Linked DNA regions of Homo sapiens: regions 2 and 3 are each linked to region 1. The links are chromatin contacts, found by Hi-C in ENCODE. All regions are on one chromosome and are shown on one strand. Each heading gives the region's core, a stretch centred on a gene start or an enhancer-like site at or near the end of the contact. The rest is flanking DNA. Distances are from core to core; before and after follow the strand shown. Region 1 holds the start of NBEA (neurobeachin). Region 2 holds the start of KL (klotho). Region 3 has its middle 31 kb from the start of RFC3.

Evidence for each region. A loop is a pair of places that touch in the nucleus more often than their neighbours do. Pooled maps may share reads with other maps.
Region 2: a pooled map shows a loop between it and region 1 (4-fold over the local background). The contact joins the promoter of KL here to the promoter of NBEA in region 1. A Hi-C loop is called at or near these places in 4 of 50 pooled maps.
Region 3: a loop to region 1 is called in a pooled map, with 5 times the contacts of the local background. The contact joins the enhancer-like site here to the promoter of NBEA in region 1. A Hi-C loop is called at or near these places in 4 of 50 pooled maps.

The regions. Positions count from the first base shown.
Region 1 is chr13:34,940,289-34,944,074 of GRCh38, reverse strand. NBEA (neurobeachin) reads right to left here and starts at 1,805. Exons shown (of 59, transcript NM_001385012.1): 1 at 961-1,805. The coding sequence starts at 1,254. LOC124903231 (a long non-coding RNA gene) reads left to right here and starts at 1,885. Exons shown (of 2, transcript XR_007063908.1): 1 at 1,885-1,935; 2 at 2,373-2,754. RefSeq lists silencers at 165-254, 1,314-1,433, 1,874-1,943 and an enhancer at 2,114-2,223.
Region 2 is chr13:33,014,456-33,018,241 of GRCh38, reverse strand. It overlaps KL (klotho), which reads right to left and starts at 1,819. Exons shown (of 5, transcript NM_004795.4): 1 at 983-1,819. The coding sequence starts at 1,801. LOC124903151 (translation initiation factor IF-2-like) reads left to right here and starts at 1,789. Exons shown (of 2, transcript XM_047430819.1): 1 at 1,789-2,406. The coding sequence starts at 1,800. RefSeq lists enhancers at 794-853, 1,062-1,639, 1,640-2,215 and silencers at 924-1,023, 1,714-1,783.
Region 3 is chr13:33,785,603-33,789,388 of GRCh38, reverse strand. No RefSeq gene overlaps it. Among named protein-coding and RNA genes, the nearest start is that of RFC3, 31 kb to the left of the region's middle. Within about 2 kb of position 2,073, at least 5 of the 41 ENCODE cell types and tissues checked have a DNase peak (open chromatin) inside an H3K27ac peak, as active enhancers do.

The DNA of each region.
Region 1 (3,786 bases), core at 556-3,055:
AACAAAACAAAACCTCCATTTACAAAGCACTAAATATGAACTACTGTTAATTATCCTCAATGTATGATTCTCCTCTCCTTCTTTCCATTTCTTTCCCTGACATCTTAAACGCTTCTGAGCCTCTCTGTAGATAGCGCAAAACATTAAGTCATACACACTTCTGCAGTAACTCTTTCTTACCATGAAAGGAACCAAAACCTAGGGCTGCGTTTAAAACCTTTCCTTTAGTCTTTACCCACATGCCACACTACTGAAAGTAACCACAGAAATCAACCTGTGTGATTTGGTGTCCTCACACACCTTGTGTGCACAAAAAATGACTAAGAGATCAGTATATTCAGGGCAATATTACAAAGAAGGGACGGCTGCTTCTGAGATGGAGGGGGATGGATACAGACACAACACTCTCCATCATGGCCTTGGAATATTTAAAGACAGATGCAAAACTGCATCATTTTCTGTCTCCTTCGAAAACATCACACCCCAGCTGCTCAAGTTGGAAGCTAATGCGCTTCTCACATTTCAGCAGCACGGGGGAATTTAGGCTCCAGGGGCAAGGCTGTCATCCTCGGAGAGCGACACCAAGGACAATTAAGTGTGAGAAAAAGAACCCCAGAGAACAGGAGGCCTCCTCACCTCCTAACTAAACTCTAAAGTCGACCCAAAACCTTCACCGCGGGTACTGGGTTACTCGCGGTCCTAAAAAGTGAGAAGAAGCGGTGTTAAGTTGGGCACTGCGCTCAGGTGGCAGGAGAGGACCAGAAAGAGGAGAGGAGGGAGGTGGCGTGGCTCTAGCAGCGCGCAGGCAGGTCACCCGCTGGGCAATACCGGCTGAACGCTCTGCGCTCCCAGGGACGCGCGGCGCGTGTGACCCTGGGGGTGAAGGGTGGGAGGGAAAGGCGCTGGGGACGGTGTATGTGGGGACTGGGGAAGCAGATTGAGAGCACGCCTTTTCCTTACCAGGTTGAGCACCGTCTCCACGATGTCCCTGTTGCTGACCTCTCCGACCTGTATGAGTCCAATCAACACTGCGAATTTCATCCGGATGTTGCGGATCGGCACCGAAGGGTTAATCATCCCCGCGGGGAGCATCACCGAGCCGGAGCCGGACGCCCCCCTTAGCTCCCCCATCCCGCTGCCCCCGGTGCCGCCACCACCGCTGCCCCCGCCGCCTCCGCCAGCGGCCCCGACGGCAATGAGCCCCACGGGCTGAGGCTCGAGCCCCGGGCCCGGGCCCGGCTTCTCGCTAGCCATTGGCCCCCCTCCTGAGGAGAAGGGAAGAGCAGCGGCGCTGCCGCCGCCGGTACCGTTATACCTGCCTCGGCCCCCGCCCCCCGGCCGTCGCCTCGGAGCCCCAGCATCCACCAGCGCCGCGGCGCCGGGCCCGCTCCCCGCCTGCGCCTCAGCCCGGCCCGCTCCGGCGCTCTCCCCCGCGGAGGCGGCGGGGGATCCGCAGGCTTATTCTCGGCGGTGGCGGTACCGCTAACCGCTGCCGGGCAAGCGGCTGTGCCCGCCCAGCAGGTGTGCCGCTGCCGCTGCCGCTGCCGCCGCCGCTGCCTCTGCTCTCTCCCTCTCCCGGTCTGTCCGGCCCGGCCCGCCCCCCGCGGAGATGCTGCAGCCGCTCCGAGAAGCCCGAGGACGCGAGCAGCTGGCCACGACGCTGGCCGGTGCTGAAGCTCAGGCTGTGGCCGATGCTATTGACGCTGCTGCCGCCGCTGCTACGGCCACCACTGTTGTTGTGAAGCCCCGACGCCGCCGCTCACTCCGCCATGTTGCCGCCCCCTGCCTGCGGTAGCAGCCACTGCGCCTGCGCACAGCCTCCGGGGGGGCGGAGCCCTCGGTGCACCCCCTCTTTTGCCCTGCCCTCCTTCTCTTCCCACCCACCCACCCCGACACCCCTCGTCCCTCCCCCAACCACCCCGAACGGATAGACAGGTGAGCAGGTGCATGGGGACTGCTGCCAGACACTGGGGCAAGCTGGCAGAGGCGGGGCGGGTAGTGGCTTCCTTGTGGTTTTTCCCTTGAGGGCGGATTCTCCCTTTGGGGAAGGACACAGTGTGCATGTCTTGCCTTCGCTGCCACCTCCTCCTTCTCTCAATATCCTCTTGCTGGGAGGAGGTTCCTCATCTCAGTTGTTGCATCCAGCTGCTGCTACTGCCAGTGCCACGTGCCTTGTAAGGTAGGGGAGTGGCAGACGACCTCTTTCTGCCCCTCCTCGCCCTTCCTCGCAGTCCTGTCCGCCTGCCCTCCCTAGAATTTCCCAAAGAAAAAGTGGCTGGCAAAGCAGAAACAAACGCGCGGGGGGGCGGGGGGGCGATCCTGCATTGTCGGGGGAAGAATACAGACGGAGTGTAATGGTGCTTTTTCTACAGCCATGAAAGAGGCTGACACCTGCACACTCAGGCACGACTTAAAATAGAACTTGTCAAACAGTGATCCTCTCTGGATCAAGCTCGGAACAACAAACAGCTCTTGAACTCGCCTCCCAGCCTAAAAAGACTGCAGTGTGTGACACTGTGGGGTAGTTTGGTGGGAACGACAAATCCCACACTTTCAAAATCCTGACAATCCTCAGGTATGATGCCAATTATTAATGTTTCCTTTTTTCACAGGCACGTACAATTCAGAGGACTTTCGAAATTATCTAAAAACATGGGTGATTCTCACTGCCAGCCTTGTCTGTGAGAAAAGTACATATCTATGTCTGCACAGATACGAGACAAAAAATAAACCTTTAATTTTTAAAAATTAAAATGTACACAGTAATCTTGCTGTTAGTATTGAATTAAAACTAAATAGGCATGACTGTTCCTTGAAAGGAATGATATAATTTTCTTTAATATTTCATGAGGTCTTCCCTTTTCAATAAAGATTATTGCAAGTCACCAGAAATATTAGGTATCTTGAGGTATATTCAGATCGTTTTAATTGTCCTCTCAAATGAAAAAGGTCAATATACAAATCCACCATAATCAGTTTTGTTATTATTCATATTTAATTGGACCTGCCAGTCAAGTTAACTCCCAGGATATGGGAACACGGTAAAATTCTAAGTACCACAGGTTATAAAAAAGTTCCTCAAAACCAGTACTTAGGATGAATTCTTGGTTGCATGTCTGTTTGTTTAAACTTGCACCAAAGTGATTGAATTGTTAAAGTAGTTAAGCAAACACTTCTGAAAGCAGTGGTAACTAGCATGTCCATTTAAATTAAATGGCAATTGAATTATAAAATGCTAGAATGCTTGAAACTGTACGGGAAATTTACAAAACATACAAGTCATAATAGTATGACTTGAGATATACTATATAATTGAAAAATCCTGTAACGTTTATATCCTTCTACTACATTTTTGTCTGTCCCAAGTGAGTATCATCTGCTTTTAAGAGTACTGTTTCATTTGCAAATTTAAAATGATATCTTTGTAAAATACATAAATCTAGACTGAAAGGTTGTCACACTAAGTTTTTTTACCCACTGTGCATATATCTATATGGCAGCAGGTTCTACCTTTTGCTATTTTTAGACTTCTTGCATGAGTACTTTGAGAGACAGTGACAACCTGAACTTTCTATTTCCTTTCTGAATGAATAGCTTAACATCATTTTTAACATTTCCATTTTGATTTTTCTTGTATTTTTTCTTAAGTAGTATGTATATGCAGTTGGTTGTATTTTTCTGCTCATTTTTCTTAGTGAAGATAGTGAGTGGGTAAAGATAATATCACCATTTCTAAGTAGGAAAACTCCACTTCTTTTGCCTACTTAATTCAATTTCAGAGATATT
Region 2 (3,786 bases), core at 570-3,069, 1.9 Mb after region 1:
TTAAACACTTTTATTAAAATGTTTATACATGTACATAAAATATTTTATTGTGATACAAAACTCTGTACAAAGTGTACTAACAACTGACATGATTATAAATGAATCCCCAAAACAATGGTGCCTAAATTTGAACACTAAGGAGAAAAAAGGAGGAAGAAATACTTGAGACAACTTTACCATGGCATAGCAATATTTCCTGCTGTCAAAATTAATAAAATATTTTGCACAAGGGTGTTACAATTAATTTTATCAGGCTAACAATGTCATAAGTGAGGAACCCTTTCAACTGTAGAGAGCACTGTGGAAATATAGATGTGGTAGAACAATCTATATCACCCTGCAGTTGTTTCTGTGTTTCTATGACTAGCTTTGTTTGAGATTGTATAAAGCGGTCTTCACACCCCGGTGAATAAGATTGGTGGATGCAGTTCCCTGCCCTGCCGCAGAAGGGACCTCCAAACACAGTTTAAATCTGACTCTCCGGGAGTTGTGTTTTGACACTTTCACAACAGTGTGAACTTGTGCCACAAGCAAGACAGATCTTATTGGATTAACACTGAACTCGTGACAGCTCCAGAGAGTAATGCTATCTGTGCGGCTTAAGAACAAACGTGTTTCTTTCATCCACCCTGCTCATTCTCTTCCTGCAGTTACTCCTAGCAAATCCTCCCCGCCCTCACCTCTAGGAATTCCTCTACACCCAGAGAAAGGAGTTTCTTTCCTCACTGCGGAAACCTATCACCGCTTCCTTTCCACAGATGGACTCCAAGGGGCACTCACTCGTGTGCCCACTAAGGGATTTCTCTCCTAATTCCACGCCTTCCAAGGGAAGTCAGAACTGCTCAGTTTCCCCCGGTGACCACATACACGTGTCCAAGTGAAGCCTCGTCTGGGGGAGACTCAGTTCCCACACTTCCCCCTGGCCCCTGTGGAGGCCCTCTGTCTCCCCTGCGTGGCCCTCCGCCTGGCCCCTCGCACTCACCAGGAGGAGGTTGTGCGCCACCAGGTACCCGAGCCGCGGGCTGCCCCGGATGCCGGGGGCCAGGCGCCCGGTGGCGTAGCCGTGCCAGGCCACCACGTAGGGGTTGTCGATGGTGATCCAGTACTTGACCTGACCGCCGAAGTGGCGGAAGCAGAGCTCCGCGTAATCCCTGAAGTGGTCGGCCAGGGCGCGGTTGGCCCAGCCGCCGTAGGCGTCCTGCAGGCGCTGGGGCAGGTCCCAGTGGTACAGGGTGACCACGGGCTGCACGCCCAGCTCCCGCAGCCGCTCCAGCAGGCGCCGGTAGTAGCGCAGCCCCTCGCGGTTGGGGACGCCCGCGCTGCCATTGGGGAGCACTCGCGCCCACGAGATGGAGAAGCGGTAGTGAGTGACCCCGAGCTCGCGCAGCGCCTCCGTGTCGCGGAAGACGTTGTTGTAGCTGTCGCTGGCTACGTCCCCGGTGGCGGGCTGCAGCGGCGACGGGGCGCCCAACGGCAGACTGGCGTTCCGGGAGTCTCCCGGGGGTGCCAGGGGGTGGTGGGTGAACGTATCCCAGATGGACGCACCCTTGCCGTGCTGCTGCCAGCCGCCCTCGGTCTGGTAGGCGGCGCTGCCCACGGCCCAGAGGAAGCCGTCGGGGAAGGTGCCCTGGAAGAGGCCCGCGGCCTCGGGGGCAGGAGGCCGCGAGAAACGGGCCCAGGTCTGCGCGCCGTCGCCCGGCTCCGCACGCAGGCGGCGGCCGCCCAGGCCCAGCAGCACCAGCAGCAGCGACAGCGACGGCGGCGGCGGCCGCGGGCGGCGCGGCGGGGCGCTGGCGGGCATGCTGCGCGGGAGCCAGGCTCCGGGGCCCCGCGCCGCGCCCCTTTATGCCCGCGCCCCGCCGCGCCCGCCCGCCCACCGCCGGCGCGCCCACCCCCGCTCCCCGGCGGGCTCCGCTGGCAATAATTACCTGCGAGCCGGGACTGCCTCCGCCCTGGCACTGGGGGCGGGGGCAGGGGCGCCGAGGGCGAGGGGTGCCCGGGAGGGGCGCGGCAGCGGGCAAGGTGCGGCAGGCGTCGCCCGCGGACGTCGGAGAAAGGCACCTGTTTCTCCCAGCTCCCGGGAGCCGTGCAGGACGTTTCGTGGACGCTCAGGTTCATTCTCTTTGCCTGCCGCGCGTCCTCTGAGAGCAGCCCTGGAGCGGCTTCGTCGGGGAGAAAAGGCGCCGACCAACTTTCCCCGACTTGGGGGCGGGATCCTGCCGGGCCCTAGCGGAGCGCGCCGCTGGGGAAGCACCTGCTCTCACTTTTCTCCCACTCGGAGGCCCAAAGAAGCTCCGGCTGGACATTGCTGGAGCCAATTAGGGACTGGCCGAAATCCTAGAGGGACTGCCAGGTGGGACAGCCGAGGGGGAACTTCGCCGTGCGCTGAAAGGGATTCCCCCTTAGGTGAGATGCTCGCGGGGAGACGCGCCCACCCGCGCCCCTCTTTCGAGGAAGACAAAGTAGATTTATGGGTTGCGTTGGGACTGGGGTTTTGCTCTCCCTTTTACTGTTACCTTTTAATAATTTCAAACCAGCACTCTATCTTTGATTAGATCTCTCAGAATACCCTGGTGAACTTCAAATCACAGTCGTTGATTGTTCTCCTGAAAAACCAAACACCAAGTTTCCAATTTTGAGTAAATCTCATTCACCTTTATTATCCTTTGGCATCTGTGTTACCTTTCGGCTCTGACTTAGCAGGTAATCTGTGCAAAGTTGTGCGCACAGGTCTGCTGGAGCGGGAGGTCCCTGGGTCGCACATTTGCCATCTGAGCTGTGGAGGGAAAGGGGAGGGAGAATTTAGCCGGAACACCCATTCCCATCCTCTACAATACAATGGAGCCATGACGTTTTTCCTGTTGCCAAAGAGCCCTTTTGACAGAAGTTGCAGAGCCACAGTGTCCATTTGGATGTGGGTAGATAGGATTGTGGCTAACCGAAATACAGTTGGTGGAGACTGAGAAGGTCTAGGCTCCACCTTTGTGATTTGGGGCAGGAAACCTCTGTAAGCCTAAGTTTCCTCCTCTATAAAATAAGGATGTCCTGTCTGCCCTGCCGCCTCAGAGGCTTGTGAAGTCCAGTGAAAAACTGCGCAAAGGTGACTCAAAGACAGAAAGCCCAGACAAGTGAAGGATCTTGCTAATATCCCTACCTCCCTACCCAGTAAGTCGTGCCTTAGTTTCCTCACCCGTACACGTGTGTTGAATGACCAAGATCCTCACAGAGGTGCATCCATTCTCCCCCAGTGATCTATCTTCCCTGCATTATTTAATACAAATTTAAAGGCAATAACATTTTAAATGTTGCAGATGAAGGTGCTTTTATTAATTCCCCTGAAATATAAGCACAAATTTATTCCAGTATTTTATGAAATATTCCCAACTCCAGCCAGCATATATTACCATGATTAGTAAGATTAAGTCTTCAGATTGAAACAGAGTTACTGCCATTCTGTTAAATATAGCATTTACATTTTTTCAATAAATACGAAATAGCAAACCATGACACTTCAGCAATTTTAAAAAATTACAGCACACAACTTCACTGTCACGCTGTCTTCCAGCTAAATTTAAAAAGCTACGTCTACATGGAGTATCACATTTCCCTTCTAGAAGTGAAGATTGGAGTGTCTGTTGGGTTGTAGCTTGTTAAGTTTCAATTAGAAATGCTTCATGGGTCTCATGGAAAATCGCTTAAGCTAAGTATTCATTTATTGATGTATGGTCTGTTTGCTCAGGGCAGATTTTATCTATTGCTATTTTTACTTGACCAGCAGCATTTTTT
Region 3 (3,786 bases), core at 824-3,323, 1.2 Mb after region 1:
GAATATGAAGAGTAGCAATAAAAATAATAATTATAGTAAATGTCTGCTTAGGGAAAATTTTCAGCTCCTTCAGGAGTTTGATTTCTTCTTTGTCTCATGGAGGCAAATTATAATGATTGTTTTGTCAGTTGCTACTGGAGATCTTTTAGCTTCATACCACATCAGCTCAGAGATCCCAAGTCTGTCACTCACATAATGTTAATTAACCATTTGGGGCCCTGCAGGGAGCTGCTGTTTTCTGATTCCTTCCATTGAATTATATAGAATAAAATTCAGTGTTCTCTTGACACAGTACTCCTTTAATCCCACAATGCTCTGTGGTAATTTTAAATCAGATACATTGAAAGGATATTAACTTTTACAATAATATTGTACAATTAAAACTATATATGTAAATCCAAGAGACTGGAGGAGTCTACATATACTGAGTTTCTTATTTAACAATAACTGATGATTTTTATATAATTGAGAATAAATCTTTATCAGATGATGAGACTCAGAGGATAATAGGTCAATTATTATGGTAATTTTTTAAATCTCTTCTATCGTATCTTGTGAGTGAATAGCTGTGTAGAAACAAGAAGAAGTAATATAGGTCAAATGACAAAAAAGAAAAAATTCTAGAAATTCTTCTCTCATTGGGAGATCTGTAAAAACAGTGTCTCTCATGTTTGTCATTACTGTATCTTGGGGCACAGTGTGTGACATGTGGTCATGCAATAAATAACTGTTGAATGAAGGAAAGGCATGATGACTATCACAGAAGATCTTTCTGCAGTCATTTTGACATCATCTTACCTTGGTGCTTTTATTTCCATCTGCACATTTTTATTATAGTACAAAATTTTTTTAATGGGTGAAAAAGGATGAGTATAACTGTTTTCTCCATTAATTGCACATGGTATTTTGGAACAACATTGTGCTAGGGGTCAGATAGCTTCTGGTGGGATGGTCCCATTCCTGTCGTGATGTGACCTTGAACTACTCAATATCTGCAGTCCAGTTGTCCCATTGACAAAAATGCAGAGAATCACATCTGGCAAGATTTTATTACAGATGGAATTATTTTAATAGCAAAATACAATCATGAAAGATGCATGCTGGGATTAGTAAGAGAAATATTAAACTATGTTGTGTTTATACAGTACTGTAACATTTTAAAAATTCCTCCATTTTTAATCACCTGATTTGCTGATAACAACACTACCAAAAATATTTAACTTTTCCATCAAATACAAATATATTAGCCTTGGTCATCTAAAATAAAACATGGGCATTTTCTAAGCTACATTTAAGTATAATTTACACATCATACAGTTCACCCATTTGAAGTGCAAAATTCAGTTTTTTTTTGGTAAATTTTCAGTTACAGAATCACCACAATCCAAATTTAGAATATTTTCGTTGCCCCCAAAAGATCCCTTGTGCCCTCCCCCTTTCTACCTCCAGCTCTCAAAACAGAAAAACAACAAATACTCTTTTAGTATAAGTATGTTCCACATGTTGAAAGGGACATACTTACAGTAAAACATTTTTTATTATTTGAAATTCAGATTTAACCAGACATCCTGTATTTTATCTGGCCATCCTACCAAAACATAGACTCCAAAATAATATTTTAAGAATTGTTTTTGGAAACATGCTTATTCACAACCTCTTTATTGGTAACCCAAAGTATAGTTTTATATGATGGCTGACCAATGACTTATGTTTTTACAATTTTTGCTACATAAATTACCATTGACACAACCAAGGAGATCTGCGAAAAAAAAAAATGTTTCTAAAGAAATTAACCCTCACATCCTTTTCAGAGGTGAATGCAATTACCAGAGGGCTGCAGGCAGACGGCCAGGCTTAGTGCTGTGCTGTGATGCTGCAAATGTTTGTGATTTTCTCTGCTGTACCCTGAGGCAGTACACTTTCACTTTTGGCATTCTCTAGGAATTTGTGCATTTTAGAATTAGCTGCAGTGCACTGTATATTTGCCCCAACTAGTGAAGGTGTGACCCTCACTCAGTGGGGACTAGTACGTGTCAAGCCACGTGGAAATCACAAAGAAGAGGGTTCACTCTGCTTTATTCATACTCCATGGTATTGGAGACCTGAGCTCTCAGGCTGCAACTGTTTAGTAGCCAGAGACCCATTTTTTATATCAAATAGAAGGTCAGTTGAAACATAAATTTTGGGTTTGGAAGACTACTCTAGATAAATATGAGGTGAAGAAGAATATTCTATCGTGGGTTCTCTTTCGGTTTCAGTTTCTATCATGTGGTTCTTCTTCTTCTTCTTTTTTTTTTTTTTTTTTTTTTTTTTTTGACGGGTCTTATTCTGTCTCCCAGGCTGAAGTGCAGTGGTGCGATCTCCATTCACTGCAACCTCTGCCTCCCGGGTTCAAGCGATTCTCCTGCCTCAGCCTCCGGAGTAGCTGGGACTACAGGCGCCCGCCACCACACCCGGCTAATTTTTGTATTTTTAGTAGAGACGGGGTTTCACTATGTTGGCCAAGTTTGTCTCGAACTCCGGTCCTCAGGTGATCAATCCACCTCGACCTCACAAAGTGCTGGGATTACAGGCGTGAGCTACCACACCCGGCTACGTGGTTTTTGTTTCTCTGATTCTACAACCTCAGCCTAGTCATTCAGTCAATCTGTCCACAAATACTTCTTGAGGGTAGGATTTGAGGGTCTCCTCTCTGCTAGCTGGTAGAGTAGGGATACAGAGGTTCAAAGATTGTGTGTGTCTAGGTAGCTCAGTGCCTGGCAGCATGGGCACTCAATTCACATGGCAAACTCATGTAGCAGTGAATGAGACAGAAACCGCTCTTGCCTCGGTGAGCTTACAACCCATTCTATTGACCGTTCTCAGAAAAGTTTGGAAGCTCAGTGGAGAAAACCAGGCTACAATAATCTCAGCAGTCCTAGCTTTTCTTCTCCTATGGTCTCTTGCTTTCATTGTGAGTGCTAAAATGTCTTAATTTCCTATTATGGATCCCTGGCTTGAATGAGAAGCCAAAATATGAAATGCTTCTTCCTAAGCTTAGAAGTAGAAGATACTACTTCAGGCTGGAAGAGTCAGTGAAGTTTCTCTGAAGAGACAAGAAATGTACAGTTTGCGGAAATGGCACTGCAAACAAAAACCCAGAGGCAAAAGAGGCTGAAATCAATAAAAATATGATTTTGTGCTAATATGAGGCATAAAGTGCTTTTTAAAATCGGTTGAGCATATGTGTGTGGTTTATTTCTAGGTTCTCTGTTCTGTCCCATTGATCTATGCATTTATCCCTCTGCCAATGCCATACCGTCTTGATAACTGCTATATAGTAAATCTTAAAATCAGGTACAATGATTCCTCCAACTTGATTCTTCTTTTTCAAAATCTTCTTACCTATTCTAGGATTTGTGCCTTTCCATAGACATTTTAAAATAAGCTTGTTTTTGTCTATAGAAACCTTGCTGAATTTTGATAGGAATTGAATTAAATTTATAGACTAATCAAAGGCTAAAATGCTTTTATATGTACAAAATCAATTTCCCACCTTGAAACCCACGATAAAGTTCCCATATTGACAACACACACACACACACACACACACACACACACACCCCACACACAAATTCAATGACAGTTGGGCATTGTTTTTTCATATAAAGCAAGGAAGACTGCAGAACCCTTTGCAACAGGAGTGACCCTTTAACACTGGTTCAAATAGGAACTAGAACAAGAAGTGAAGTTCTATAGTGAGATGTAATGCCAATCCTAGGTTGAATGTCAACATAAGGAGTCTCT